Regions from separate parts of the Mus musculus genome. Here region 2 is linked to region 1. Evidence: chromatin loops called from intact Hi-C (ENCODE). Cell type or tissue: left cerebral cortex. All regions are shown on one strand. Links, peaks and the distances in the headings refer to the core of each region. The heading gives the core; the rest is flanking DNA.

Region 1 (13,030 bases), core at 2,658-10,657:
GACACAAGCTAAAGCCATCTGAGAGGAGAGAACTTCAATTAAGAAAATGCTTCATAAGTTCAGATAAGCAGACCTGCAGGACATTTTCTTAATTAATGATTGATAGAGGAGGGATCAGCCTATTGTGAGTGGTGCCACCCTTGGGTTGGTGGTCCGGGACTCTGAAAGAAAGCAGCTTGAACAAGCCATGAGGAGCAACCAGTAAGCAGGATTTGTCCAACCCCCACAGTAGGACAAATGAGTGAGATGCAATCATTTGAAGTGATGAAACAAAAGGTGAGTGTTCGAGCAACTTGTTCTTATTCCAAACTACATTTCCCTACAAAATGTTTGAATTTGGCCTTTTGCACATTAAGAATTTGGCTTATTGGTAATTATTCTGTTACCTCATATTTAGAAAACCTAGTATTATGAATAAAACTAATTCGAGGCTGCAGAGCAAACATGGCTGTTCAAATACTTTTAAAATAATACCCTTTAGGACATATTTACTCCCATGGGTTTAAAAATTTGTCTCGATGAACTAAACAACAATAATTTGACAGTGACGCCATTATAAATCATGCACTTTAGTGTAATTCCCAGAGCTAGAGAAGCCAGGCCACTGTGATTGAAGCAGTGGATTGAATCTCTGCTGCCAGATGGCTGTTGAAATATAATGGGCTTATAGCTGTCAGCCACAGCTTGAGGCTTGAATGCAAAGGGTAAGCTAGCTTTTCAGTGATGGAAAATGGAAAGGTGGGTGGATACTTAAAATATTTGCATTGTTTTTTATTGGCTCATGAAGGGTAAAGGAAAATGTTATTCATGCATATTCTGCCTGGGATACTATTTTAGGGAAGGTTTGTACACATACGCCACACATCAGGATGCTATTGCTAGTTTTTGTATACACTGTCTTTGAAAAGAACCAGATCAGAATTCTTGAGCTGTTCACCCGGCTTTGTTCTGGTAGTTCATGAGAAACACACCCAATGAGAAAAGATTTCCATGACTTCCCCAGCTTTTTTAGTATGAGGTTTCTAAATTTTCTCTAATCACTGACCTCATTTTTCTGGTTACGCTGTATGTCACAATTGGTTTGGGGCAAAATTCCTTCAAATTTTCTATTCTGTGCCAGAATAGCCTTGAAACAATATAATTCTTGACGGGATGAAGCTGTTTCCGTGTTTCTGTAAGTTCTGTTAGAGAACGCATCTGGAGCCATTCAACCATGTGCAGTGTTTTAAAACGCCAGAATGAGGGTATCAGAAGAGCCCCTTGAGGAAGGAGAGATGACGTTTGCTGTGCTCTGCTAATATCAATTCCGGAAGAATATGTCTGGCAACACATTTATCCTGATAAACATGATGATAGGGAACAGTTTGTTTAAGCATCGGCTGAATGTATTTACTGATACATCTGTATATAGGCTGTCAGGCTGCATAAAAGAGGCCATAACAGAATACAGTTGCAGGCAGTGAGTTATATAATGAGATCAATCCAGTGAGAATCTGGCATCCAGACGCAGTTTTACTGACAGCGTGAAGAGTCAGCTTATCCACCCAAGTTAGGGATACATATATTTCCTTTTGGTCACTGTTCATGAAATCACATTGTTATCTCCTTCAGCTGTTCAATGAGCCTCTGGAGAGATGAAAGGCAAAAGAGAAAGGCCTCCGGCTAAAGACTTCATGGCTGGGAAACCCACAATTTTTATGCAGGTAAATTTCCTAAATAGAAGAGTACCACAGAATCTTAGGCCATTTGGAAATAAATATGCTGTTCCAACCCTGTGATATTTGCAAAACCCTATAGTATTGTAGCTCTCTTACTCATAAATATAGGATAGTAGTCTTTTAAAAGGCCTAGAAAAAAATCATCCCAATGAAGGTAATATTGAAAACTAGTGACGCAGGGATTACTGAAGTCAAAGTGAGTAGGTTTTCAATCACTTTAGTTTCACAAATTGACACTATTAAGGTTAATATATAGATGCCTGCCAGCACAGTTACCATTAAGAACCTATCAGTATTTCCATTATAAATCCCATTTTTCAGGGGTTAATAACTTGGTCATAAAAATTCACTGCAGGCTGAAATCAAGTCTTGAAAGGAAATAATTTTCCTTAATCCCAGCACAAGAGCTTGCTCATGTTCCAGAGACTAAGATGGCCTGATGTCAGCAGACATAGATTATGTGTATTGGAGTGTTCCAAAGAAACAAAATCAATAGGGTATATAGAAATATATATGAGGATATTCATTATGAATTTACTTCTAGATTCTGAAGGCTACATATTATATCTGCTGAAAGGGGGCCAGAAAAACCAACAATATAGTTTCAGTTCCAACTTCATACCTTAGACCAAGAGGAGAAAATGGGGACTGAATTTGGGTACTGAGAACCAGGAGCATGGATGCCCACAGCAAGGAATGGCAGATACTCTAGTTTAAGCAGGGAAGGGGACCTTCACCGTTTTCTCTAATTTTGGCCTCTAGGAATTAGATGACACCTTATCCACACTGGTTAGTGTGAACTCTGTAACTCAGTCTACCAACTCAAATGCTGATTATCTGTCTGGAATACCCTCAGAGATATATGCAGATACTTAGTTTTACCAGATAACCTGGCATCTTTAAGCCTGGTCAAGTTGACACTGAATGTTCATCATCAGATGCACAAACTCTTATCTAAAAATGTAGCACCAATCCTGCTCCTGTCGGGCATGGCAAGCATTATATCTGCTGTCATTTGTTTCTTGGTGTTTTCTTTTTATTATTTTTCTTTCCCTCTTTCTCATATTCCATTTTTTCTCTCTGTGTTTCTCAAATTCATTATTTTTTTTCCTGCATCATCATCTGGAGTGAAACTCACTTCTTCCCACATAATAAACATTTGAATATTTCTAAGTGGAGAAAAAGCAAACACTTCTATGTGTAAGGTCAAAGCTGTGTGTATGACTACATGGATATGCTTATTTTCCCTCTGTTACGATAATCTGTGCAACACGAAACTATAAATAGAAACACTGTGTGGTTATTTCTATATGTCAGTAAAGCTATAAGGTATAGTTCCAGTGTGGAAGCTGATTAAATTATATTCTTTTTTAGTAGCCAGAAGAATACTACAGACTTGTTCGATATTTACCATATCCACACTAAGCATTATAGTCTGCTTCCTGTTGCTGTGATAAACACCATGACCAAAAGCAACTCGGAGAGGAAAGGGGTTTATTTCAGCTTACAGGTTAGATGCTATGGTCAAGAGAACCCAAGGAAGAAACTCAAAGAAAAAGATTTAAAGTAACCAAGAAGGAAGGTTGCTTACTTGCGTTCTCCCTCTGACTTATTCTACTTCCTGTTGTATATGGCCCAGGCTTCCTGCTAGGGGAAGCACTACTCACAGTAGACTGCGGCCTTCTCTGTTGTCAATTAGCAATTAAGAGAATGCCTCACTGATTTGGTGGCAGGCCAATCTTAGATGGACAATTCTTCGGGTGACGTTCCCTTTTTCGAGGTGACTCTAGGTTTGTGTCAAGTTGGCAATTGAAGATAAGTATGTCAATAACTGTGGAATTATACTCATATGTAGATAGATAGATAGATAGATAGATAGATAGATAGATACATACATACATACATACATACATACATGTTGTATATTGTGATGGTTTATATATGCTTGGGCCAGGAAGTGGCACTATCAGGAGGTGTGGCCTTGTTGGAGTAGGTGTGTCACTATGGGTGTGGGATTAAATTCTCTAGTCCTTGCTGCTTGGAAGCCAGTACTCTGCTAGAAGCCTTCAAATGAAGATGTACAACTCTCAGCTCTACCTGTATCACACCTGCCTGGATACTGCTATGTTTCTGCCTTGATGATAATGGACTAAACCTCTGAACTTGTAAGTCAGCCCCAAGCATATAGAAACCATCATGTATGTCAACTCCTAGACATAGAAAGAATTTTAGGAGTACTTTTTCTTTTAAAATAAATCTTAAATTAAAATAGAATAACACCACATTCCCCTTCCCCATCCTTCATCCATATCAACCCCTCCTATGCCTTTTTACTTTCAAATTAGTAGTTTCTTTTCTTTTTGATTATTATTGTTACATAAATATGTATGTGTATACAAAGATATAGAAATTCAACCTATGGAGCCCATTTTTGTTGCCTGTGTGCATATGGTTTCAGGACTGACCACCACGTATTGGATAATCAGTAACAGGGCTCATCCCTGGGAGAAGCTAATTCTTGCTCTCCTAGAAGGTTCTCATCTGAAGGTGGAACTCCATGCTACATTTCCTTTATGACATTAATATTATTTATTAATATTGCCACTGTCCTGGTCTTGTTTATGCAGCCATTTCTAAAAGAGACGGTTTTACAGCCACGTACTGGTATTCTAGCTCTCAGGATCTTTCTCCCCTTTCTCCTGTGTTGTTCCCATGCAAGAATTTATATGATTAAAAATTGCATTACCGCCGGGTGTGGGGGCCCATGCCTTTAATCCCAGCACTTGGGAGGCAGAGGCAGGTGGATTTCTGCGTTCGAGGCCAACCTGGTCTACAAATTGAGTTCCAGGACAACCAGGGCTGTACAGAGAAACCCTGTTTCGAAAAAACAAAACAAAACAAAACAAAAAATTGCATTACCTACAACATTTAAAATAAAGTCCAATATTTTAAAGAGTTCATTGAGAATATTTTGGTGGGTAAAGGCTATTTTACTTTTTAACCGATTTTCTTTTCTTTTCTTTTCTTTTCTTTTCTTTTCTTTTCTTTCCTTTTCTTGTCTTCTTCTGCAATTTTTCAGTACTTAAAGTTCTACTTCTGTGTTTGCTGTGTGAGAGGGAGTGTCAACCTCTGCATCATTGATTAGTAAACTTACTAGTCAAAGTATTAGGGAGCTGCTTTTCAGGAGAGCTTATATAGACTGAATGAAAGAGAGAGATATTTTTCACTGTGAGAAAGGAGAGCAGAACAACCTGAATCACTGTGGGACATTTCAGTGAGTTCCTTGGACAATTAGGGATTGATGCCACATGTCTTCGGGAGCATACACGTTCTAAGTTCTTCCTTCATCTTCCTATTGGTGTGCTGAAGGTTTTGAATTATGTATCCTATGTGTGTGGTGCGCTGTGGGGGGGGGGGGGCGGGGACGCGCATGCTTGCGCGCGTACGTGTGCAGAAGTAGATGTTGCGTGTCTTTCTCCGTTACTCTCCACCTTATGCTTCGAGATAGGAGCTCTCACTGAACACTGAGCTCACTTATTCTGCTAAGTGACTCACCCTCAGCTCTAGGGTTTCTCTTGTCTCTGCCTTTCCAGGCCTGGGATCACAGGTATTTTTTTCTGCAGGGATTGGAGTTTAACCCTTGTGCTTGTACAGCAAGGACTTTGTGACACCTCCTAGCCTGTGACCTGTGCATTGCTGGCATCTCCTAGTACTTAGTCATAACTTAGGATTTCCTTTTTGAGATGGCCTAGTCGGCCATCACTGGAAAGAGAGGCCCATTGGACACACAAACTTTATATGCCTCAGTACAGGGGAACGCCAGGGCCAAAAACATGGGAATGGGTGGGTAGGGAAGTGGGTGGGGGGAGGGTATGGGGGACTTTTGGGATAGCATTGGAAATGTAATTGAGAAAAATACATAATAAAAATATTAAAAATTTAAAAAAAAGATTTCCTTTTTGGCCTGTGTGATATAGCCATACTTAGTGTTGGTCTGATAGTTTACTTTCTAGCTACCCCTCCCATGTTCCTCAAGGGGCAGTTAGTGAGGTATCCAATGTGCCATGCTGCCCCCTACTGGTAAGAGAGGCTGTTACAATTGGGGCACAACCTCAGATTGTTAACATTATCTACATTTGAGCTTATGAGAACTTGCCATGAATTCCTTTTTAATACAAAATAAATAGTGTGCAATAATTCTTTTACCTTACCATTTAGTTTGGGTTTTGAAATTCTTCCGTTTGTTTTCCTTCGAGAATTTATAAGGCGTAGCTTCATTTTCTCATGGTCTTTCTCTAAAAGCACAAAACACATTTTCCTACCCATGGTTTTTAGAAGAATTGTGGCAACATTTTCTTTCTCTTTACACTTACACTAAGAAAAAATTGATTCTTTATGGTTTCAAACACGAGATTTTTGTCTCTAAATTGAAAACATATTAAGTGTACGTGTGTGTGATAACTAGAGTATTGGTTCTCACTCTTTTGAAGGCTAGCCATGACAGATTAGGGCTCTACTGGTTGGTTTCTGATAATGCTTGTCTTTCTGCTTTTCAGATTTTCTCACATGATGACATGGTGGGAGGCGAGGAGAGGAGAGGAGAGGAGAGGGGAGAGAGAGGGAGAGAGGGAGAGAGAGAGAGAGAGAGAGAGAGAGAGAGAGAGAGAGAGAGAAATATTTCTTTGTCTTTTCCAGTTATAAGAACATCAGCCCTGTTGGCATTGAGCCCCAACCTTATTACTCCATTTACATCTTGTCACCTTCCTTTGGTCTCTATCTCCAAATAAAATCATGGCAGAGATCAGAGCTCTTCAGGAACACAACATCTTATCTGTAATGGAAATAATAATATGCACATTTCAATAATCTTAGTTTTTTCAATTACCTGCTTGAACTATTCTTTTTAGAAGCCTAGATACATTGGGTTAAAATTAATCTGACACTAATATTAGAATGATAAGGTATGGTCAAAACACAGCTGAGAAAATCGATCTAAATCCCAATGGATGGATGGGTAGATAAATAGATAGATATTAATATGCTATTTTTCATTACAAAACAAGTTGTAGGGTGTAGCCAGAGAAAGCCCCTAAGAAGAATTTGTGTTTAGTCTCCTCCTGAAAGGTGTTCAGGTTTTTACAAACTTTAGAGTGTAAGGTGAAGAATAGTTTACCACCAGGGAGACACAGACTTACATAAAACATGCATTACAGTTTAAGGAGCTGAGCCCGTGTGTCAGAGAGGACATTTAAAGATTTTCTACAACCAAGTGCTATTGTTCAGTATTCCCTAAGTATCCACAGAATGCTGGTCTAGAATACAGAGCACACGTGTGGCCTTTGTTCTTTCTAAGTCTGCAATCAAAGACTGAAAGTGCTTAGGTCTGACAGCTTGGCACTTTCAGAATTTCCCTAAATCACATCGTACTTTTCCAGTGGGCTGTCATGCTGACTAAAGCAGTGGGTTATGCGATTTGGGCTGAAGCCGCCACAAACAGGCATTGATGTGCAGTTGAAACAAAAGCAAAACAAAACTCTCCCTCCCTTTGTTTCGTTCTTTCTTTGAATGCCTGGTGGGGACAGAATAATTTCAGAGCATCTGCTGGAGCCTCTAGCCATTGCAGAGTATAAGGTGTTAGAAACAACCGATTTGAAATCTGTGATATCAAATACTTTTTGTTGCTTTCTTTGAGTTTCCTTAAACAATTTCTTCCTTCCTTCCTTCCTTCCTTCCTTCCTTTCTTTCTTTCTTTCTTTCTTTCTTTCTTTCTTTCTTTCTTTCTTTCTTTCTTTCTTTCTCTCTCTCTCTCTTTTCTTTCTTCCTTCCATCCTTTCTTTCTATCTCTCTTTTTTCTTTCTTTCTTACTCCCTCTCTCTTTCTTTTTTCTTTCTCCCTCTCTCTCTTTCTTTTTTCTTTCTCCCTCCCTCCCTCCCTCTCTTTCTTTCTTTCTTTCTTTCTTTCTTTCTTTCTTTCTTTCTTTCTTTCTTTCTTTCTTTCTTCCTCTACTTCCTTCCTTCTTTCCTCCCTCCCTCTCTCTCTCCTTCCTTCCTTTCTTCCTTTGTTCCTTATTTCCTTCCTTCCTTTCCTCTTTCCTTTCTATTTCCTTTCTTCATTTAAACTGTGGTGAAAGCAGACCTAGAAACACAATTTCATAGTTATGGGTATGAATGTTAAAGACACGGCTCTCCCTATACATAATCTCATCCCACCCCGTGAAGTGGCCATGTTCCTAATGATACCATGTCCAGTTATATAAATGTCCTGCTTTGATGAATGTCCCTATGCCCTCAAGTGAAACTGGGATCCATACCATCATCACATGAAAGATACACAGCTATAAGCCTATCCTTTAGGAGCCTGAATCAGAAGGATTGCCTGGAGTTTGAAGCGAGTCTGGAAAACAGAGTGAGTTACAGACACACCTGGACTCTAGAGTGATACCTGTGTCTAAAATGATAATAATGTGACTGCAATGCATTCATATAAGAGAATATGATCATATATTTCTCTTTTTTGTGCAGTTTCTGGTCCAAAAGGGGAAAAAGTATAGCTGTTGAATGTGTCTTTATCTTTTATCTAGAGATAATTTTTTTCCCTTGATGATCTGTTTGGAGCTTGAGTGGACTCTTCTGCACTTCCTCTTGAGCTCTCTCCACCACACTCTCCCATCAATCACAAGAAAATGTGCCTGTTCCTAGTCCTCAGAAACCTGGTATTAATAAAGTGTGGTGTTATCTCTACTCAGGGGATGCATGGTTTTGGATTTATGTATAATTATAGAATAAAGTCTTTATTTCTTTTTTTAAAAGAAACATTAAACATGAGCATAGAAAACAACTGCTTTCAAAGTCAGAGGGACTTTCCATTGCTGTTGAAATCATGGAGAAGACCACTTATCTTCTTTGAGAAGATTAGTATTCAAACTGTTTATGTAACTTTAGAAGTAGAACTATAAGAAAAGAATGTGTCTGTATAGTATTTAGGAGGTCAAAACGGTCAAACTAACATTTCCTGGTAGTTTCTTATATGTCAGGCAGCATGAAAGTGCTTTTACATTTCCTTAGCTCATGCTAAACTTGCCAGCAATGCTATTTACCATATAAGAAATAAAGCCTTAGAGGGTATACTGACTAGGTTTGTGTCAACTTGACACAGGCTGGTGTTATCACAAGAAAGGAGCTTCAGTTGGGGAAATGCCTCCGATAGATCCAGCTGTAAGACGTTTTCTCAGTTAGTGATCAAGGGGGGAGGTCCCCTTGTGGGTGCTGCCATCTCTGGGCTGGTAGTCTTGGTTCTATAAGAGAGTAGGCTGAGCAAGCCAGGGGAAGCAAGCCAGTAAGGAACATCCCTCCATGGCCTCTGCATTAGCTCCTGCTTTCTGACCTGCTTGAGTTTCAGTCCTGACTTCCCTTGATGATGAACAGCAGTATGGAAGTGAACACTGAATAAACCCTTTCCTCCCCAATTTGTTTCGTGGTCATGATGTTTGTGCAGGAATAGAAACCCTGACTAAGACAGAGGGTAAAGATCTCCAAAACCCTCTTAGCTAGCAAATGACGAAGACTGGTCTCTCTGACTTGAGTGTTTATCACATTGTACAGTGCTGAGAGCAGTTGTCAACATGCATTTGGAGGTCTGATTGCATCTATTCTATTCAAAACTTGCTATGAACATTCTGAATTAAAGTGTCCACCTCATGAGTGCTTTGTAACTTTGTTGGGTTTTAGAAAGTAGAATGAAGATAGATCGCCTTTAGAAATATCTTTTTTTTGTTTTGTTTTAATTTTTTTTAATTTTTATTTTTTTAAATATTTTTTATTACATATTTTCCTCAATTACATTTCCAATGCTATCACAAAAGTCCCCCATACCCCCCCCCCTTCCCTACCCGCCCATTCCCATTTTTTTGGCCCTGGCGTTCCCCTGTACTGGGGCATATACAGTTTGTGTGTCCAATGGGCCTCTCTTTCCAGTGATGGCCGACTAGGCCATCTTTTGATACATATGCAGCTAGAGTCAAGAGCTCCGGGGTACTGGTTAGTTCATAATGTTGTTCCACCTATAGGGTTGCATATGGACCTGGAGGGCATCATCCTGAGTGAGGTAACACATTCACAAAGGAACTCACACAATATGTACTCACTGATAAGTGGATATTAGCCCAAAACCTAGGATACCCAAGATATAAGATACAATTTGCTAAACACATGAAACTCAAGAAGAATGAAGACTGAAGTGTAGACACTATGCCCCTCCTTAGAATTGGGAACAAAACACCCATGGAAGGAGTTACAGAGACAAAGTTTGGAGCTGAGACGACAGAATGGACCATCTAGAGACTGCCATATCCAGGGATCCACCCCATAATCAGCTTCCAAACGCAGACACCATTGCATACACTAGCAAGATTTTATCAAAAGGACCCAGATGTAGCTGTCTCTTGTGAGACTAGAAATATCTTTATTCATGAATGTGTTCAAAATGTTCAGTATAAGGGATGAAAAGGTTATTAGAGCAGAAAGGATATCTAAGAACTGCCTCACACCTAGCTGGCATATGTTACTCTTCAACTAGCTTCTGAATATGAACACTTCTGCATTATTTGAGAATCAGTCAGATGAAGTGGAGCCACATGATTTTATTGTTAAGCTGAACAGTCAGGACACTTATAGACACTAACAAGTTGAAAGTATGGATGTCACATTGCTTTATACCTAGAACATGTGGTTTGTCTGTTAGGGTTAATGAGGGTGATTTTCTATTTACACTGGATTAGATTATTTTATAGTTTTACTTAAGATTGTAATATAATATTTTACTGAAATGCATAAGTCCTGTTTTATTTCATTGAGAAAGAAAGAGAAAATTGGGTGGTGAATAGAAGCTCTTTAATAACAGTTCGAAAGATACTAACTGACTTAGTGGCTTGTGAGGCAGGATTTTTTTTAAGGGAAACATGCAGATTATTTTAGGATGTAAACGATACACATTCCTGAGTACCATAGTGCAAGGAATGCAAACAAATCATATTTAACTGAACAAATATAGCAGATATCGCATTGAATCAAATCTCTCTGTATGAATTAGGACTAACTTGAAATACTAATTGTGTGTGTGTGTGTGTGTGTGTGCGCGCGCGCATGTGCGTGCGTGCATGTGCATACACACACATACACCCACTAGACATACTATTTTGTCTTCCATTCCAACAAAAGGTAAAAAATATACAGATGTTTTCCTGAATTCTTTCAGAAGTTACTCTAAATCAATGTGATTATTAACAATATATCTTGCTAATTTAAAATGTATTTTCTATGGACTTACATTTTACGATGATATTTTTTCCCTGACTTTCTTATAAGTTAGAAATAGTAATCTTCAAGCCATTAGGAAACATACTGTTAACCAAATTATTCAGTCTAACATGAAGCTTCCACAGTTTGACCTCTGTTGCATTGCTCTTGCGTAGTCTTTTCTGCTTTTAACTTTCATGATCAGATTGAAGACGTAAGGAGCATACGACTTTACTGATGCTGTCCTTCACTGTGATGGTGATGGCAAAACACAGGGAATGGATGGATAATGTGGTGCTTGGAGTTTTAAAGAATTCTGAGTATGAATGTCTATAACAAATATCTAGAGACTAGAATGACTTGGAAACAATAGATTTATTTCTCCTAGCTTGGAAGGCTGGGATGTCAAGAGCAAGGTGGCCACAGAGCCTGTAACTGGGAAGAACCTGCTTCGTGCTGTGTACATGGCTTCTCATTGTATCCACACATGGCTGAAGGGGGACATATCCCAACGGAGTGACTTTCAGAGTGACACTGACAAGATCCACTCCCATAGCTTCTATTTTATTAATTATATCAACTTGTGGATTAATGTTTTGTCACATGAATTTTAGGAAAAAAGCTGAGAACACAGTAGGCTCATTTCTATTTACTATTTCTAATATCAAGTTGGCATACACAAATTGAGGCTTTTTAGAATATAATTTATACAGCAGATCCACACCATCATAAAAGTTGGATCTCCTCAATTTTTAAAGAAATGCTATTTGTTCTTGCTATCTTTAAAACATGAATGATTTTAAAGTGGCCAAGTCACTTTAAAGAGAATCTTTTGAGCTTTGTGGAAAGTGATATTTATAGCAGCTTGAAACTGAATGAAAGCAAGTTTGGGAAGGAGAACATTGACTGACATTCAGGATAACATGAATGCCTACTGTGTGACCTCCTTTCACAGAAGTCCTTACTGCTGTGGGATTCCAAAGGAGAAAGCAGTGCATTTTTCATGAAAACAAAAATGAAATAAAACAAAACCAAATCTCTCAGAAGATAGAAGTGAGATGGGTTCCGAGGACAAATTGATTAATCTATAAGGTAAGTTAAGAAAGTACTTGAGAGGATAGAGGGTCCTCATCGATCTCCTCTCTGAACAAAACAGCACAAACACTCCTGAGATCCATTGTCTGAAAAGAAAGGAATTATTTAGTACTTTTCAAACATTAAAACAGTTTTTATGAAGCCAGGCATGGTGGCATATATACACCTAGAAATTGGAAGGCTGACAAAGACAATTATGAGTTTGGGGATAGCCTGAGCTAAACATGAAGACCTTATCTCAAAAACGAAATAAAAAAACAGAGTAGCACCCTGTTTTATGTGAATTCTTTGTCAGTCAATTCTTTGTTCCTTCGACATAATAAAGGAACATCAAGACTTAACTGGGCAGTGCAATGGCCTGTTGGGAGTTGCCTATAAACAGAAATCTGCCCGAATAACCCAAATAACCTCAGAGCTTCTCTGAGATCTTATTGGAATTCCATAGACTGCTGATGGCCATGATGCTGGGGGTGCTTTTCAGGGGTAGAAACCTGAGCTATCACCATTGTGCAGTCTTCTGATTCTGGTTTCTCCTTTCCCTGGATACAAGTTCGTGGGATTCTAGCTAGGGGAGTCCAGGTATTAGGACACAGAGATGCTGAAATAGAAAGTGAGTGACAGGAGAAGAGTGTAGAACAGAGAGGAGAGGAAAATGGAAGAGACAAGCGAAGGAAAGAGAAGAGAAGAGCAAAGGGAAATGAAGACCAAAGGGAAGAGAGGAGAAAAGGGAAGAGAGGAGAAAAGGGAAGAGGAGAGGAGGGGAGAGAAGAGAGGGGAGAGGAGGGGAAGGAAAGAGGGGAAGGGAGAGGAGAGGGAGGGGAGGAAATTTATTAGGAAGAAACAGTCTATGCTTGGATGCTCTTCTGGGACTAAGATCTGGATATATAGCCTGACTCTCCAGGGGCCCCTTGGAGACAGCATGCT
Region 2 (13,030 bases), core at 2,606-10,605, 350 kb before region 1:
CCCGGAAACACACCAACTGAAGAGAAATTTAAAAAAAGAATTTAAATAGAGACTTTTTAAAATTTCTCTCATTGCAATATAATGTTAGTGATTTTAAAAAAATAGAGGGAGATTTAGCAGCTTTTTGTTGTGTAGCAAAGTTTCTCTTTACTGCCACAGGCTGAGAATGCTGAACAGGAAAGGCACCAAAGAAAGACACTGGCAATGGGTGTGGACTGGGAGAATACTGTGTTCAAGCAGAGAATAGGGCTATTTACATCCACAAAAAAAAAAAAAAAAAAAAAAAAAAAAAAACCAAACCAAAACCAAAACCAAAAAACCAAAAGGGTCTCCAAATGTAAATGAGCTAAACTTCCATTAGGGCTTTGAGCGCTACCATGGAAGAGGAGGGCAGCTTCTCTACACTACGTTCATATAAAGACAATGGCACTGGAGTGAACTGGTAGGAAACTCCTCACCTAGAAACACAAGCCAACGGAGCCAAATGAAGTAACTAAGGTGTGTACAGTTCCACACGGACGAGTACAGTTTACAATCAAATGCACAGAACTTTACACGCGTTAAAGGGAAAGGAATCTGGGCACCTCCGTAAACCTCACTCGAGCTCCACGGAAGGAAGGCTGGAGTTCAGGAGGAAGGTGCAGGAGTGGGCAGCGGAGCCGAGTACTCCTCTTCAGACTCACTTCCATCATCTTCGTCCTTCTCTTGGTCACTCCCCTCTGTGCTCACTCGGTCGAACCCTTTTCTGCTGTAGCCTTTCCGGCTTGCAAAGAAATTTCCTAGATTTAAGCCGCTGCTTCCCTTTCCTGAAAAAAAAAAAAGATCGAATGCCACAGTAGAGTTAAAAATTGCACAAAAAAGTCTTTTTCCTTGTAAAATTTCAACATTAAACAGAGACAGAAATTGGGTATGGAAGAGGGTAGAGTGTTTTTTGTTTTGTTTTGTTTTGTTGTTTTTAGACTGATATTCAAAGAGATTTCCCTTACAGAACCAGATGAATACTACTCAACAGACTTTATCAGAGTAAATGATAAAATCCTAAGCTCCCCAGGAATATGTTTCTGCGGAAATACTTCAGATCCATTTTCACAGTCTGGCTCTCTACAGCGCTCCTGAATCGCAACCCCTGAGCTGCTTTTTTTCATTTCAATGACTCTATGAAAAGGTCATAGACAAGCACTGACCACACTATCAGCCACAGGAAGTTTACCAAAGACAAAGCAAACAGATGGAAAGCTAGGGGTGGGGGCTGGGGATGGAGTGCACTAGATGATACAGAGTGGCAAATGGAAAACACAAACAGGGCTGAGCATGTGCAGCGAGGCCCTCACTTCAGGGTCTTCCCTCTGCATTTCTGCTAGGATGCTAAGTGCAAAATACGAAGAAAATAGGAAACAGTGCCTGATTCTTTCTTTCTTTCTTTCTTTTTTAAAAAATTTTTTATTACGTATTTTCCTCATTTACATTTCCAATGCTATCCCAAAAGTCCCCCATACCCACGCCCCCCCCCCACTCCCCTACCCACCCACTCCCCCTTTTTGGCCCTGGCGTTCCCCTGTACTGGGGCATATAAAGTTTGCGTGTCCAATGGACCTCTCTTTCCAGTGATGGCCGACTAGGCCATCTTTTGATACATATGCAGCTAGAGACAAGAGCTCCGGGGTACTGGTTAGTTCACATTGTTCTTCTTTACAAGACACGCGCTCGCGGACTTTGAGCCAGACATGGAGATTCTGAAAGGACACAGGCATACCTCGGAGTCTTCCCAGTACTCTTCCAGAACTCGACTCGAGCTTTCGGTCATGATCTGCTTTAAACGAAACAAAAAAGACAAAAAAAAAAAAAAAAAAAAAAAAAAAAAAAAAAAAAAAAGAAAGAAAGAAAGAAAGAAAGAAAAAAGAAGACGACCCATTTTTAAATGTGTCTCTCACCTCTCACCCTTCTCTATCCAAGGGCTCAACATTTAACATAAGATCGGGAACTTACAAGTGACTACAAATTTTTATTAAAGGGCTATATGCTACTGAGAAGCATAAAGATGGCTGAAAATTGTGGAACTTGAGAAGTATAGAAGGGTAAACTCTTGTCTGTGTCTCTTATAGACTGTAATTTTGATATTATCATTCCTTGAGCCTCAGTTTTCTTTTCTCCAAGAAATGAGAGATCATATCCATCTCTCCATATCTGTGACACATAAAGGGGTATATTATATGAAATGGTAAAACTGTGCTAACATCAACAATTTTTATTGGGATAGAATTAAGTTAGCAAAATAATATATACCAAAATTGGAAGCTTTTATTACAACCATTTAGGGATATCTGCGTTAAGCCTTACTCCTGTTAACAGCAGTGGGCAGGCTTATTTTGGATTTGGATGTGCTGTTCCTCATCTCAAGCCTAAATGAATGGGAATGACAGGAAACCCTGAACAATATCCATGACCTCTAGGTGAGCTCAGTCCTTCCTTCCCCTGGGGCGCCCATCTCCAAGATAAATCTTTTTTTTTTCTTTTTATGGGGGATGCAGAGCTCCCAAAGGACTCCCGCTGTCCCCTTGGGATGTCTCTTCCAACATGGCTTGCCTTGGCCTCCTGGTTTGCTCAGAGAAGCATTAGGGTGCAGGGCAGCTTCATGAAGAGAGCTAAAAGGCAGGTGGCAGCAGACAGGTAGAAAACAAGGCAGGGAAAGGAGGAGAGCTGTCAGAAAGCCAAAAATCAGACTCAGTTCCACAAAGACATAGTGCATTCCTTGGCCAATCGTGGGTGCCCTGTGCCCGCTTTGGTGCCTGGGTGGAACAGCAGTGGAATACATAACCAGGGTGTGTGGGATCAAGGAAAATCCTTCAGGAGGGTTTCTGAATAAAAACCTTAGATAAAATCCATTGGGAACAAAACAAAACAAAATAAAACAAAAAATCTTAGAAATAGTGACAGGCTAATGTACCATTCGGTGGAATGGAACAGAACTGCATAGAATTACAATGTCCCTAAAGAAAACATGGAGGGACAATGGCACTTTCCTATGGCTTGACCTAGGTTGCTACCTTCCCACATAGCTTTATGCTACAGTTCCATGTCTCTGAGAGCAAACAGGCAAACACGTCTTCCCGACTCTCTAAGCCACTTCCTCTCCTTTTTTGAGTTTCCTATCCCAGAGCCCCGCCATGTGCACAAGGCTCTATGCCCTCCTAACATCTGTTACAGTTTTCACTACAGTACATGGGCACCATCCCCTCTTATGGCTTTATAGATCACCTTGTCTGCCTCACCTACATTCTGAGTTTCATCTACTCATCTCTTTCTGTTTGTTTTTCAACAGTTATTGTATTGAACTGCTAGTGTGAAGAACTGCTATTTTTGAACTGCTATTTGTCCTAAGCACATCCATTAAATACCACATCTAACACGATTGTTCTCTTAAAGCTTATGCCTAATTAACTTCCTGGCTGTTTTCTGTTTTTCTTTAGACTTATGATAGTTTCAGATAGTCTTTTTTTGGGGGGCGGGGAGTTAACTATATTGTTTTCAAAGATTTATTTGAAGTAAATAAAAAAGTTAAGGAAAATCTAAGAATCATTACTTTCATAACTTATCAAGTGGAGCTTTCAACTGTTTATGTTTCAGTGTCTTTCTGTGTGTCGAGGCTTTCCCCATGGGTACCCCAATCCCTGCCCTGGCTATCTGGACCTCCATCAAGACCAGATTTTATTTCCTGATTGAAGTTAGCTCCCACACTGCCCCGCAGATTCCTTCCCAGATATAGTTATAGACATTTGCCTTAAGACTTGGAGGTTGCTACTTAAAGGTACAATATAAAGATGGCACCAATTAATTACTTGAATAGCCTGAATAGGTCTCATACTATGAAGGTTATTTTTAAAACTATTGACTTTGGTACTGGACCCTGCCTTGCTCAGTTAGGAAAGGCTAATGTTCAAACTTATGACTATTCAAAAAACAAGTGGTTTGTTAGGTCATGGGGATTCTGGATAAAGCAGAGTCTTGAGAATGGTCCTCTCTTTTTATTTCTCTATCGCCAAGATTACTGTTTATACTCGCTAATGGTATTCGGTACATAGTAGGTCCTAGAAACCTGGTAAATGTTTAATGACCATTACTACGTTACTTCATTTTTACACAACCTCATCTTTTACTCTCATTTTGTCCATGAAGAAACTGGTTTAGAGAGATGAAGTAACTTGCCCAACGTCATGCAGCTAGAAGCTAGAGTCAATCTGATGGGGAAAGAACACAGCCTCAAGATTCCCAACCCAAGTATTGTGAGTGCCGGCTCATTCCTAATAGCAGGGTATGTTCTTCTCTGTGATCTGCAAGATAATTTATAGTGGACCTACAACCTCACAGCTTTTTTATGGTGATATTATTTGGGCTTAAGCCACTGCTAAATGGCAATGGAAGAAGGTATAATATAATCAAACTACAAAAATTTCAGAGGCTCCAGATATACATTATATTCAATAGTAATTATAATTACCTTTTGAGACACAGACAATAATATCATAAAAAGGCAGAGCACATGTAAACCAATCTAAGTCAAACCAAACAGATAAATCACAACGAGGTTCCTAGTGATAATTAGGCCAGACATGCTTTCAAAGGCAGGTTCCAAATTTAAGGGGCTCATTTTACTTGCCTCCAAAGGCCCTTGATTTTTTCCATCGAATAAACATGGCAATGGCCAGCAGGACAACCACAGGGATAACCAGAAGGGTTGTAATGAGAACCACAGGCACTCCCGAGCCTGGATCTTTGATCAGTTTCTTTTTCTCCTGCATCTTCTGCAATTCTGAGGAGGTGGGTTTGTTCTTCACTTTGGGTTCAACAACTGCCTCGGCTTCTTCAGGGAAAGAAGAGTTCACAGTATGCAATTGATTGAAATATTTCAAACCCTCTCACCCATCCCTGCCCAGTCAAATCAACAATGGTTCTCCAAGAACTTGTTGAGACCACTGGATGTGGGGTCGTGTTGTTGTCTATGACGTCAAGAGCAGTTATGGTGACTACTATATAGTTTTCACCTTCCCAGTGGTAATCTTTGATACACCTCTACTTCCCTCTTCAGTCTATAAAATAGATATCATTTTGCATTTTTTCAAGTTTAAGATACATTTACAAGGTTAAGATCACACACTTCATTGTGTAGAGAAAGGAGCTGGTGAGCATTCTGGAGTCAATCATGGTTGAACTCAGGTGTACTAGCAGAATAACTTTGGGCAAGTTAGTTATCTTGGTATTACAAAATCTCATTTGGAAAGCTGTGGTCTAATCTGCTTCATAATATTGTTAGATTTAAACGTGGGTCACAAAGAAGGTGTTTAATAAGTATTTGGTTCATTATATCTTTTAGTTTCTGAATCACTTTTATGTATTGTGAAGTTTTAGTACTCTATGTAGTGTTAGACATTAATTCTAGACTGACAAAGACAAAAATCAACAGTCCCTTTGTGTTCTTTTATATGGATCTCAGCAAGGTATAAGTGCAATATATATCATTTTATTGGTAATGAATATAAGAGGAGCTGGATAGATATCAGGCCTAATACACCATTGAGAAAGAGATCCGATGAAGCTATAGAAGCTACTGCAGGGGCTGCAATAATCATTGACTTCAAATGAGTCTGGGCTTTGAGCCATTCCCAAGAAGCATGTAGGTATCTGGGTATAGCAAACTGTAATGTGCAACAGTTAAGAGTTTAGCCAGAAGTTACAGTCCTGTTTGCTAAAAGGCTTTCCAAGGCTTCCAGAATCTGAATTCCTCACTTTATGATTCTCTGTTTCAATACAAAATACACTGCATGCTGCAGAGAACGCCAGCCCTCAACAAACTGGCAGGAATAGATTGTTTAACACAATTGGGAAAATTGGTTCCTGTTCTGTATATGTAGATGGTTTAACCGCTTGCTGGATACATGTTTCTGACATCCCCCAGGACACTTCACATCGAGTTTATGATATAAACACGCGGAGGATGGACACTTACTGCTTCAGTGTTCTGAGCTGTCTTCTTTTCCACTGTCAGCTACAGTCACTGAGCACTTGCACTGTACTGGGCCTTGCTCTCCTTTAATCCACACACAAAGCTCGTGAGCAGGCGCTACTGTTACCATTTTGCTGACCGCCTTAAAGTCTCCACTTTGTTCCCTCTACTTCACAAAAACAGAGACTACACCGTCACATGTTCACTTGCTTGGCTCTCAAAATTTAAGGAGGATGGAAGAGAAAGGATTGGTTCACGGACCTGACCACTGTTCTGCCATCTCCTTTGTTACCACAGAAAATATATACACAATTATTTTATATCTAAACTTGTTCCATATTTAAACAGGAAAAAAGTTGCAAAAATGGAATCATGGGGTTAAATATCATGAGACATATTTGTATCCTGGTATTCAAGAATGTGTGTATTGCCTTTACAAGAAAGGCCTGCTTCTATTTGAAAGCTGTATACACTAGCAGGATTATTTGCCAGTCTTTTCTATTGGTTACTTCCTGCTTTTGCTACGATGTTTATGCCAATCTGCACCGTGTACCATGGATGAGGCAGAGCCAAGGCTGAGCTATATTAAACAGATGATGTTTGTTACAGACTGAATCAGCCTAGCATTCAATGAGAGCAGATGAGACACAGCAATTGAACTTGCTAAGTTACACCCCACTTGAGACATTCTTGGCTTCCACAGTTCTGGTATTTTGGATATAATCTACTAAAAATTCTTGATCATCCTAACATTTGGAATAAACTGAAATATTTTTAAGTCCTAAAAAGGTTCTATTTTTTCTGAAGAGGTTTGTTTTAAAATGTCTCAGAGTCTTAGGAAGAAAAGCAATATTGCTGTTCCGAGGGGACTGTGTAGGTAAAATGAAAAATCCAACACAACACCACAGAAGAGCCTGGGAATCCCATTCAAATAATGCGCAATCCACATTATATCACTTTACTCTTTATCTGAAATTTCTTTATTACATGTTTCCATATTTTGGAGCATCCCTGGTGAACAGGTGTGAAGAAGTATAAAGACTCTAAAATTAGCCTGTGCCTGAGTTTCTGGAGATACAGGGGAACAGAACACGATGCTCTCTTAGCGCTTAAGATGCCACATGCAGCCTCCCTAGAATATCAGTGCCTCAGAGTCTTATAAAATCAGCAGCTCTCATAACATCTCTTGCTGTACAGAAATAAACATGGTATTATAAGCCGAACGGTAAGTATTTTTTTCTTCTTCTCCAAAGCAATGCTTCTTAAAGGGGGAGTTATCTGTACTCCTTTGTGGGGGGCAATCACATAGTATTTGTATATCTCTATTATTTTATTTCTCTATTTATTTTGCCTTTGCAAAACAAAATTTTAAAAGTACCTTTAAAAAAACCTTTTAAATCTTAAACACATTTTGGTTTATTCCAAATGTTAGAATAATCATATATTTTCAGTAGATAACATCCAAAATACCAGAACCGTGGAAGCCAAAAATGTCTAAGGTGGCATGTAACTTAGCAAGTTCATTGCTGTGTCATCTACTTTCTATGAATATCAAACTGACTCTTTCAGTTCTATAACTAATGTCATACATGTAGCTGTGTGTATGCATGTTTGCATGTGTGTTAATGCGTGTGTGTGTGTGTGTGTGTGTGTGTGTGTGTGTGTGTGTATGTGTGTGTGTGTAGACCTAAAGTCACAGTGTGTGTTTAGAGACATGAAATCTTCCCCACACCCTGGCACCCACATTGCAGACTTTCTTCTTTAATAAAAGCAGTTGGAATAATGAACAGGAAGAGAGGTACATTCTTAATGGAGTAATACAACAACTGTTACCTAGCTCATAACAGATACGACTGAAGGATGAAGATTTTAGAAAATGCATTAGCATGTAACTTCAGAAAACAAGAGAGCTATATCCAGCATGCGGGAGCTTCATTCTCGTGCACAGTCCACTTTCGCCCTCTCAGCTCCTTCCAAAGGCTTCCCTCAATAAGGCCCAAGAGGCTCGGAGCACTTGACAGCTTTCTTTGTTTTTCTTTCTCTCTACTTGGAGACTGATCATGATTGTCACCTTCACCTGGTGCAGGGACAGTGAGCTATGCATTTTATTCCTAGTGACTCTATTTGAAATTTAAAACCCTTCCCAGTTCACTTATTTCTGAAACTTCTTTGAAATGTTGGTTCTGCAACCTTGTGATAATTGGTCAATTATATGAACACTCATGGTGAGAAGTATCATCAAAAGTAGCTCATTTTTAGAGTTATAAAATTAATAAACACCCATGCTGCCAACTATGAATCTGCTTTGGCCTTTGTTATAAAGGTTAGCATCATGATTTTGATAAGCAATAGTCTCTAGAGATCCAGCATGATCTATATTCCTTTTATAATACACATATAATCTTATAAAAGGATGAGAATTATTTGGGTGTTGGGAACAGAGTATGTCCATTTGAGTTGGGATATTCCTGACTAGGAAAGCTGGACTTTCAAGGCAGACGTTTTAGTAAAATTTATTATTTCAACTTCTGGGTTCTGCCATACGACAGGGATGCTTTCCATCTAAATGGATTAATTGTTTTCTTTTCATCCAGCAGCCAAGGTGAGGTCAGAGGTCAGGATAATCGGGCACGTTCTCAACATGATAACTAGTATATTACCATCAAGATTGTTCTGGTAGAACATATTATAACAGAAACAGATGAAAATAGAAAATTCTAGAGATTTCAACATACACTGCAGATCATTCCTAACTTGTAAATTCTTGGATTGATGCACTGATCAAGAGCACAGGATTTGATATCAAACAAACTTGCCTTTAAAACTTGACTTAAACATGTATTGTCTCCTTAGTAATATCTATCCTTGTTTCCTCAGATATAAGATGTATATCACATTGCTAATATAATGATTTCATTTGATAATTTTTGTATTGTCCATGTAGAGTGATCCAATAATAGCTGTTATTAGCAGCAATATCTCTTATAAATTATCTCTTTATTTGAGGATTAAACCTAACATCAATAATACTATGTAAATCGCAATGATTTTTTTTTTCTTTTTTCTTTTTTGGAGACAGGGTTTCTCTGTATAGCACTGGCTGTCCTGGAACTCACTCTGTAGACCAGGGTGGCCTTGAACTCAGAAATCCACCTGCCTCTGCCTCCCAAGTGCTGAAATTAAAGGCATGTGCCACCACTGCCAGGCGAATCGCATTGATGATTTAAGACTTGTGTCTGTATTTGAGTAACAGGAATACCACTCAGTATTTGTCCCTTAGGTAGAATCTCTACAAATGCCAAACAGTGCCATTTATTTTTGCTACAATGTTAGCTCTCACAATGCTGAGCTGAGCCTGCTGCTAACTTTCCTTTCTGCCTATGTCAACTTCCTTTTGCTTGTGGCTTCTTCACACATCTTTACAAACTACTTTCTTGAGCAAGAAAACAAGTGAGTAAGAAAACAAAGATGCTTGGACTTCGGTCTGAACCTCTTCACCTGGGGGTTCAATCTGAAGAATGGAATTGATTTGTGACTTAAAGCATGGCGTGTCCAACAACAAACACCAGTCAAAAGCCTACATTGTCGAAAAAGTACAAACTCAAAGTGGCTCTTGGGAAAAGTGACTAGTCAGAGATTCTGAATGGGAATAGGAGCCACTCACCGGGAGCTAAACTCATTTCAGATACTGTGTGTCAATATGGATGGGGCCATGGAGATGTGTGCAGTGATTTCCCTGAGGTCAGGTGTCTTGTCATTTCTCTCAGGTTTACTACATTGCTGTTTACAAAGGCCCCAGTCAATCTTGTTGGCTCTGAGGTACTACGTCACGAGTTGGTGGGCATGCTAATGTTTCCTATCAAATAGAAGTTACCCACTAAGGTTTTTCACTTGTGTACATGAGAGTTCACGCCGGCTTTTCTAGCATACCAAAAATCCTTTTTTTTCTTTCTACCTTACAAAAAGTCAAAAATACTTCCCAATACAACTAGCTGAATCTTTTCCTTTCTGCATATCTCTCTTGCTCATTATAGATTTCTTAAGTCCTCCTCCATAAGTGAGAATCAGCAATGATCAGAGGCCCTTAGAACTATTTCCTTCAACATACAAAGAAGTGGCGGCGTGCAGGCTTAAGAGCTCTGCAAAAAGCAGGGAGCAACGACTTACCACATTATATATTTTTAGCTTGATAATTTTTAACCTGCAATCAAGAGCCCAAAATAATCCAACTAGATAGCTTTTGGTTTCACAGTTGAGAGAGGACTCTGACCAACCTTTGATTTCCGGGACCTCAATGCCAGCCTTTTTAACTGATCGATGCTCCACTTCTGTAACAGCACAATAAGAAGAGAGAAGAATCAGAATCCTCTAAAAGAACATTAAAAACTTAACCTTGATACCAGTTTTAGTCAGTTACATAAATTTCCGAAGTCTAACTAGAGGTCAAGTCCATGAATCCTCTATAAAACCTTCTTAGTGTAGTTGAGGTAATATTTTTAATAACTTATTCAGAATAGGGTTTTTTGGGGGGGATTCATAATATTACATTGTTTCTGAAATATCAGGTAGCTCTGTTTATTAGGTCCAAATGGCAGAGCTGGTGACAAAATTCTGTTTGCAAGGCCCCCACTCTCCCATTCCCTCTCACCCCTCCCAGATGGCAGTGCTGGTGACAATGTCCTAAATAGAGGGCTCAGACCTGGTAAACAGGATTGTTACTGGGTAAACAGACACTTAATTCAGCATTCCACAGGCAGTCTGTTCTCAAAGGTCAATTATTTAGGACAAAAGCATCCAATTCCCACTTAATCTAAACAGCCGGTGCCAGTCAGAGGCCCTCTGCTGACTCTCAGATACAATCCACTTGCTTTTCCACCATTTTGCTTCTCTCAGAGCTCCCTCCCTGAGAGATAGCCTTGGCAGTTTGATCCCCACAGACCTTTCTACCTAAGGAATGGAATGATTCAGTTCAGTGGTTTTACCACTCCCTTGCTAACGTTGTTTGCACCTGGACAACATCTTAGAGTGAAGGTTGTTTCTTTATTTTTCTGGAAAGGTGAATAACTTCTGGGGTAGCATAGGCTGCAGGTCCCTCACAGTCCTCACTGGATTAAGAAGTCCCTCCAGGAGCTGTAAAGCAGGACTGAGAGTGTGTGTGTGGATACTTCCTGAGGGCCTGAGATCGGGAGACTTTGACTTAATCCTGTGTTATTTCCAGTGTGGAACTGATACACTAGCTCTATTGGAGTGTGAGAAATAGGTGGCAGGGCCTTGGAAGACACAGGGCTGTGCTTTCATGTGGCCCATGTCCTTCTATCCCCCTTTTCTGCTTCTTGGTCATAAGCTCCCTTGTACCACATGACACTGCTGCTGTGACTTTCTTTGTAAACAATCAAGGATTGAACCCTCTGAAATCGTGAGCAGAATATGGTTTTTCCTGATGAACAGTTTTGTCACATCTGCCAAGACACCAAATGGTTGAATCTATGTGCACTATGCTAATTGGGTTCTTATCTCAGAATACTAAAAGTCACTCAAAGATTAATTAATTCAAAGCTCAAAAGTTACTGAATACAGCATTGGCCAAATTGAGACGTAAAATGTACATTATATTTGATTGAAGTTCATAGTCTTAATTTTACTTTTCTTCTAACAATTTGTTTCCTTTTCTTGTTAGGACGTGAATTTATGCTGTTATTGACATAATTTATTAATCAAGTTTTCATGTCCTTATTAACTCTTTACCTAATAAAACTATTTGCTGCAGCTTTAGATACCACAAATCTATCATCCCCAAATCCTTTACTAATTACAACTATCTCCTGTTGCTTAGACTCCAAAATACTTAAAAAGCATTTCTGGATATTGGATATTTTTGGCCAAGTAAACGTTCACTGAACTTCAGATAAAGAATGTTTTGATTTATAGCTTGAAACCAGGGACTATGCTAGCATAGTTTTAATGATGTGCACATTGAAATGAAAGAATTCGAACATTCTTGCAAAAATACAGCGCCAGCATCCAGCTCAGGCCACAATATCTGCAGCAATTTCCTCTGCCAGATACTATCGGGTACCCTGCTGAGACACAATGATCCCCTGGCTATCAGACATCCTGGGGCCCTTTCTCATTTGTGAAGTAAGTTAACATTAAAATGGATCTTGGCCATCTAACTTGCTCCCAACCCTTTTCTCTATCTCTTGCCTGGGATTCAGAGAGCGCGGCTGAGGGACTTCTGTTGTGAAACCTCACCCTTCTCTAGGGAGCCATAAGAACAGATCCCACTTCTGCCTCAAGAGCTCTGCTTCTTCTTCTGAGACCACACCATTCTGTCTATCTCTGGTGCTTCATCCTGAACTCTCATAGCATCTCTGTCACACAATTCCTCTCCTCTGTCTATCTGTGACGTTAATAACTTTTCTAACAGATGCCTTACTTCTCAATAATCCAGCTCAATGTCCCCTTGAAACAGCTCTATAGACCTAACAGGAAGTAAGCTATTCCAGTGTTCCCTTGACTCTCCTTCCCCACCCCCAACTCTAAAACCTAACAATTTTACACTAACTGGCTAGGTTCTGATGGAGCAAATGTGTTCTTTATGTTCTGAGTTAAATAAAAATACAGCAACTCAGTATCTGGAGGAAAGCTGAGCCCTAAGTGTCAGGGAAGGATGCTGTTGTCCCTTGAAGCTCAGTGCTACAGAGAGCCACATGGGGTGATAGCTCGTGGCAACAAGCCAACCTCTGCTTTGTCAAAGCTGTCTCTTCCTTCTGTAACCAAGCTGGAATTAACACTGGCTTTTAATGTAACAGACATTACTTCACACATCAAAAATTTCCTGTGGAGTGTCTCTGGAAACAAGGCAATGACTGCCAGGAAAATGAAAAAAGAAAAAACCAAACCAAAACAAAAAAAAAAAAAACAAACCAAAAAACAAAACCCCTCTCTCTCCACATTTCAAACCTTATTGAATCCCTGAATTGGATACCAAATAAGGACCCCATCCCTTCCTCCTCCTCCTCCTCTCATCGC

Evidence for each region. A loop is a pair of places that touch in the nucleus more often than their neighbours do. Peaks named below come from ENCODE experiments on the same cell type or tissue, not always from the same donor. Only the 100,000 strongest peaks of a DNase experiment are listed, where the experiment ranks them.
Region 2: it touches region 1 in a loop (2.2-fold over the local background); 8 of 42 quality-filtered maps call a loop at or near these places.

Annotation. Positions count from the first base shown.
Region 1 is chr1:98,173,464-98,186,493 of GRCm38, forward strand. It overlaps Gm29461 (predicted gene 29461), which reads left to right and starts at 185. Exons shown (of 4, transcript NR_151613.1): 1 at 185-276; 2 at 1,612-1,703; 3 at 11,967-12,103. In left cerebral cortex, for the core only: a CTCF peak has its summit at 5,793 (motif pointing left); a DNase peak (open chromatin) is centred at 5,796.
Region 2 is chr1:97,821,183-97,834,212 of GRCm38, forward strand. It overlaps Pam (peptidylglycine alpha-amidating monooxygenase), which reads right to left. Exons shown (of 26, transcript NM_001357127.1): 23 at 10,273-10,326; 24 at 4,655-4,858; 25 at 1,754-1,807; 26 at 1-806. The coding sequence ends at 628. Among named protein-coding and RNA genes, the nearest start is that of Gin1, 58 kb to the left of the region's middle. In left cerebral cortex, for the core only: no CTCF peak of the experiment used is centred there; DNase peaks (open chromatin) are centred at 6,602 and 7,032; H3K27ac peaks cover 987 bases.